2 separate regions of the Mus musculus genome follow, and region 2 is linked to region 1. Evidence: chromatin contacts called from ENCODE Hi-C or POLR2A ChIA-PET data. All regions are on one chromosome and are shown on one strand. Each heading gives the region's core, a stretch centred on a gene start or an enhancer-like site at or near the end of the contact. The rest is flanking DNA. Distances are from core to core; before and after follow the strand shown. Region 1 overlaps Denn2b (DENN domain containing 2B). Region 2 holds the start of Denn2b (DENN domain containing 2B).

What was found. A loop is a pair of places that touch in the nucleus more often than their neighbours do. ChIA-PET counts read pairs that join two places held with the same protein, here RNA polymerase II (POLR2A).
Region 2: a map of heart shows a loop between it and region 1 (2.0-fold over the local background). The contact joins the promoter of Denn2b here to the enhancer-like site in region 1. A Hi-C loop is called at or near these places in 9 of 37 maps with a recorded cell type or tissue (adrenal gland, gastrocnemius, heart and 1 more). POLR2A ChIA-PET finds 5 or more read pairs at or near these places in 3 of 5 experiments (Patski and embryonic stem cell).

What each region holds. Positions count from the first base shown.
Region 1 is chr7:109,575,497-109,578,196 of GRCm38, reverse strand. The region is part of intron 1 of Denn2b (DENN domain containing 2B); the gene reads left to right. Among named protein-coding and RNA genes, the nearest start is that of Denn2b, 40 kb to the left of the region's middle. Within about 2 kb of position 1,381, at least 1 of the 3 ENCODE cell types and tissues checked has a DNase peak (open chromatin) inside an H3K27ac peak, as active enhancers do; it is heart, where a contact is called at or near this core.
Region 2 is chr7:109,615,852-109,618,551 of GRCm38, reverse strand. It overlaps Denn2b (DENN domain containing 2B), which reads left to right and starts at 1,405. Exons shown (of 20, transcript NM_001001326.1): 1 at 1,405-1,494.

The DNA of each region.
Region 1 (2,700 bases), core at 132-2,631:
CACACACATACACACACACCCCTCCTAATCTGTAGCTTTCTTTGCCATTCTCTAAATGGCAGCTTTTAAATGAACAGAGCTCTTGTTTAATGCAGTCTAGCTTGTCAGTGTTTTCTGTTGTGGCTCTCACTCTTGTCCCGTTTAAGAACTCTATGCTTCCTCCAAGGTCTCCTTGGCTTCTATTTGTCCTGGTTCTTCCCCTTGCAATTCTTCTTACGCCCTACCTTCTGAAGCACTCTGTCGCAGGCCTACCCTTTATAGCATCCATACTTGCCCGGCTCCGGCAGGATGAGGAACTCAAGAGCAGGAAGCAGAGCATTGTATAGGAATTGGAAAGACACCTTCACAGGGTTGAGTAGGGGCAGTGAAGGCTTCCATGGTCATGCCTTTTCCTGCTTCTACAGCATTTCTCAAAGGCATTTCAGTCTGTACTTCTTTTTGATAAGTGTGAGAGTTACAGAGCTGCATAGAGGACAGACCAGTAGTGTTCAAACCCAAGACATTAGGAAGGATGCTCAGAAAAAGGTCCTGTGTACTTTATAGTTGGGAAGTCTTTGCAAAGAGCAAAGTTCTTGAGTAAATCCTCCCCTGCAATCAGTGTGTGGGGTGTTCAGAAAGCTTGGACCTCTTATGAGTGATCTTTATAGGTCTGATTGGTACAGGTAGGTAAATATCCTTCATTGGAAGGTTGTAATAGGTGTCCTACCCTTAGAGATGGACATGAGTAGTGAAGCCTAAAGCTGCCTACATTATCCATGCAGAGTCACGCTGAAACAATAGTACCCATCAGTTTAAAACACTTGCTAAGAGCTGCTCTAGACACTGGAGGGGAGGAATGGTAAACAAAGACAAAACTGAACAAAAGCCTGGCATCATGGGATTTCATATCCATAAAAATGAGTGTGTGGGCTGATGATGAAAGCTGTCGAGGAAAATAGGAAAGACAGTGCAGAGTGCTGATGGGTAGCGGGTTGGGGAAAGGCTTTAATTCTGTGCAGCATCATCAGGGATGCTTCATTGAGAAGATGGCGTCTAACCAAAGACTTGGAGGAGTGGGGAGAGCAGGCTTGTTGGAGAATGTAATATAGTTAGCAAAGCTGTGAAGGTCTTACCATAGGAATGTCCTGGACATGCTTGAGGATATAATAAGGACACAATGTGAGTAGAGGGAGAAAATGGGAGGGAAAGGATAACTGAAATGAGGCCACAGGCATAATAGGGATTCTGGTGCTTTTCCAAGGCAGAGGAGGCCTCTTATCGTCGTCGTCAGCTTAAGCCCAGCTAGACGGGAGAGCATGGGAAGGGTGAGCATGAGGTCAGGACTTGGGGGAAGGAAAGGCTTCGGAAAGAAACTGACATCTGGCCTGGCTGTTTAAGAAAGAATGTGGGCAGAGGACATGCCAGAAAGAAAGAAAGCCTTGGCTGACTGGAAGCTTGGAGGCATCCACATTCCTGGCATAGACAGGGAATGGCATTTTCTGTAGTCTGATGTGGCTGCTGCTCTAGGAAAGACACGGACTTAGTTAGGATTGTGGCCACTGTCTTGACTGCCCAACTGAGGGAGACAGTGGTTAGTCCCTCGGAGCAGAGCTTGCACTACAACCCTCCACTCTATTTTCTTTCCCAAAGTGGTGACAAGCCACTAGACAGTGTGGGCTCAGTTGTCTTGCCAGTACTGGGCAAAGCTGCCGAGTGAGAGGCTGAGAGTCCAGCCTGGCAGCAACAGCTGTATGAAGGGATTTGAAACTATCTTGGCACCAAACAGATTTCTTTTTGGCCCAGAACTGCCTCATGGTTGCTCAGCCCAGTTCAGGCTTTTGGTAAGTATTTAACTTCAGCTTAAAATCTACAGAATCAATGCACCAGTGAAAAAGAGCCATCTTGCAGGAAGGGGGATTGAAAATTGGTTGAGATTGAAAATCTAAATGTAAAGAGCTTATTTTGAGCTTGAAGCTAGGACCTTTGAACCTGAGGCTGGGAAAGCAGTGTAGGAGTGGATTGTGAAGAGTTTCTCATTCAACAACAAGAACAACAAAATATCTTTTCCCATAGCTGTTTTTTCAGCCCCTTTGGATCCTGTTTAAAAAAAAAAAACCCTGGCAATTATTTAATCTTCTAGTCACCAAACCCTGGACCTTTTCTATTTTGACGGGCTCTCTGCACTTTGGAAGAGATGCAAGGCACAGGTGTGTGGATAGTGAAGGAGGAAAGGGTCTTTTGGTTTGGAAGGGGTTGTTTCAGGTTTAAGAAGACCTTGTTGTCTGGTGACTTATCTGTGTGTTGGTTGCAGTGTCTTGCCTGTAAACAGGTTCTCCTACCACACGTGAAAGCTCAGGTTCCTTTGCCATCTTTTCTGTCTCTTTGGGCTGCTTCTTAAGCTATAACCTTCACACAAACTGATAATGTGACAGTGTGACATTAGAGAAGGAGATGTGTCAGTAAAACTCCTCTCATTGTTTAGAAGCTTTCTTTATTATATGCCTTTTTAAATTTGTGTGTGTGTGTGTGTGTGTGTGTGCTTGCGTATTTAAAATAGAGCCAGAGGTCAGAAGATCAGGGCCTCATGCCTGTGCAGCAAGCATTTTACCCACTGAGCTATCTATTCTCTTTGTTCGGTGTCTTGACTTCTCACTAGTAAGAAGAAAAGGATGATGGGTAATCCTGTTTGCTGTTAGTGGTGTTCTAATACCAGCAGGAGGG
Region 2 (2,700 bases), core at 156-2,655, 40 kb before region 1:
TGTCGTGTTTTTGTGTATTATCTTCAGCATATATTTGTGAGTTAAATTCAAGTCAACCAAAGTCTGGTTTTGGGAATTTTGTAGCATACTGAAGGTGAGTCAACATCACAAGGAATTCTGCAAGGGATAAGCGTTACAGATTCCATCAGGGCCCCCCCACCCCTCCCCCAGCATTATTTTGAGGAGCAGCATTGGAGAATGGCCTCCTTGAGCCTCATTGTCTTCATCCTCATCAGCCTCCACCTTCCCACATGCAGTCAATCCATTTACCAACCCCGAGTTCTACTTGAAAAATATATCTACTAGATTGGTGGAGGAGAGGTACTAACAATTGGGGGGTGGTGGATGAGAGCTGAGTGCCTAATTTGAAGTGTTTTTGACTAATAGCACCTTGACACTGCACCTCACACCCTAGTCCTCTGCCACCCCAGTATGAGATATATTCATAGAAAGTAGAAAGTCGGGAGGAGGCTGGCTCAGTGACAGGTGGCCAGTTGGCGATGAGGTCAGGCACTGCTAAGGTCTTGTGACTCTAGCTCTGGTATTCTTGGCAACTGTTCTGCTTAATGTATGCCAGAAAGTTGAAAGGCTTGGACACTGGTTTTGGATCTCTCATTTCCTGGTTCAGTAAATGGGAGCAAGTAATTTAACTTTACTTTAGATACATTTTTAAAATGTGTTAAATTAATATAACACCAGTCGTAACTTTTAGGACTACTCTGTCAGAGAAAAAAATGAACCAGGATTTGGGAGGTTATTTTGGGAAGATGTAAGATAGTACTTGGGGGTAGGGCAGGGCATTTTTTCTCTAGTTTGCAGCAGATATTGTGCATGTCATAGATGTTATCGGTCATTAAATCTTTGGGCTAGAAGGGTGGCAGATAGATTTACCTTAACAGGACTTAGATAGAGTCTTCACTTTCCCTTGGAGGCCCACACTTGTGGTTCTTAGAAAATGAGCTGGTTTTCAAGATCAGGCTTCTGTGTACTTTATAGCAAAACATAAAGGACTAGGAGACCCTTGACTTGTCTCTACTCTCAGTTCCTAACTAGTTAGGTAAGTGTGGATCAAGTATCTGATCTCTCTGGGCCTCAGTGATCCCATCTATAAAATGGTAGCAAACCTATCTGACCAGTGTGTTAAGAGCATCAAACAAACTAGTACATCTATTTTGAGAGGGTTAGGCAGCATCCAAGCAAAAGTATACATAGGGCTACTAAAAGGGCCTTCTGTGTCCCAGGTACGGCCCTGGCACTTGTACAGTTTCTCATTGGAGGCCTGGGCTGTGGATCTTTTGTTCAGAGAGGAGGCTGTTTGCATTGTGTTTGATGTCCTGGCTCTGACTGTAGACTTAAACAGTGTTCCTCCTAATCCTGATCTAGTTTGTTTCTTCTCCTTTGCAGGAAGACAAGAGACTGCTTGGGCTCTGGCACTAGTACCATGGGACCCTGTACTGGCTAAAAGCTGTCTCCAGGACCTGAACAGTCAACAAGGTAACCAGAGAGGCCAGTCTAGGCCAGCTTCTAGGATGTGAACTGTGTTTCTGCCCCAAATGCTCCTGAAAAATCCCAAGCGAACAAACAAGTTGAGGCAGCACGCATCAGGGTCCCTCCTCATTCCGCTGCTGCTGCAGGACCCAGAGGAAGTGCTTGCTTCCCCTCCAAGCCTTCAGCTAGCTCCCTCCCCTTTGGCAGGGATTCTTCCAAGTTATAAAAGCTGAGACACTAGAGGGGAGGAAAACAAGTCCACTCACTGTCCTCACCCTTCTCCCCTCTGGGTTGTTGCAGCAAGTTCCCAGGAACAGACCTGGGCTCCTGGTTGACTGGAAGGGAGGTAGGAGGAGTGGAATGCATGCATAAACTGAGCCGATCAAAAGACCGCGCTGTTTCAAGGCCGGCTAGAACTCAGAGAATGTGTAGAAGCACGCGCACGCATAAACGTGCGCGTGCTAGCTCGCTCCTGGGACACCGGGTTGAGGGAGAGCGCCTAGCTGAGTGAGAGCAAGCCTGCAAGCGTGTGTGCAGCCTAGGACAGGTCTCCATGACAACCAGCCTGACTGGCTAGCTGCGCTAGCTCTGCTCACTTGGCTGGAAGGAGTGTCTTGAAAGGTCAGAGGAAGGAGCTGTGGGAAGTTCGCAGCAGGTACTGGAGCTTAAGCCAGTGGATCTGGGGGCCCTGGGCTCCCTAAGCGACTGTGGTGTGAGCCAGCCTCTGTGGAGAATGGAGTGGGCAAGAAATCACCCGGACTACCAGGTAAGGGCACCTCTGAGCCCCTTGCTTTGAGTCGGGCTGTTTATGGCAGGCCAGTGTCTGTGCTCTTCACTTCAGAGTTTGGGGGTCGAGAATGATGTCATACTCCAACAGTTGGATTCTATTAGCTCCGGGAGGAGGAGGGAAACTGCCAATTTTCTTGACTTTGCAAATCTAGCTAATCTCACTCTGGCTGAATCGGAGATGTTTAGGCTTCACTCTGCTTTTATTTAGCACAAAGCCACTGGATATTTTCACAGGAAGGTTCTTTTATAGGAAAATGAGTTCTCATCGCTCTAGCACTGTTGAAGTTCTTATGTGGAAACTTTTGAGCAGCTTGGTCGGTTTTACCTCGTGCTCTCTTATCTCCATGCTGCTATGTCTGACTTGTAACAACAATCAAAGTAGCTAATGAAGCTCAGAGAGGAGCCTGCAGTGAGTTTCAAGTC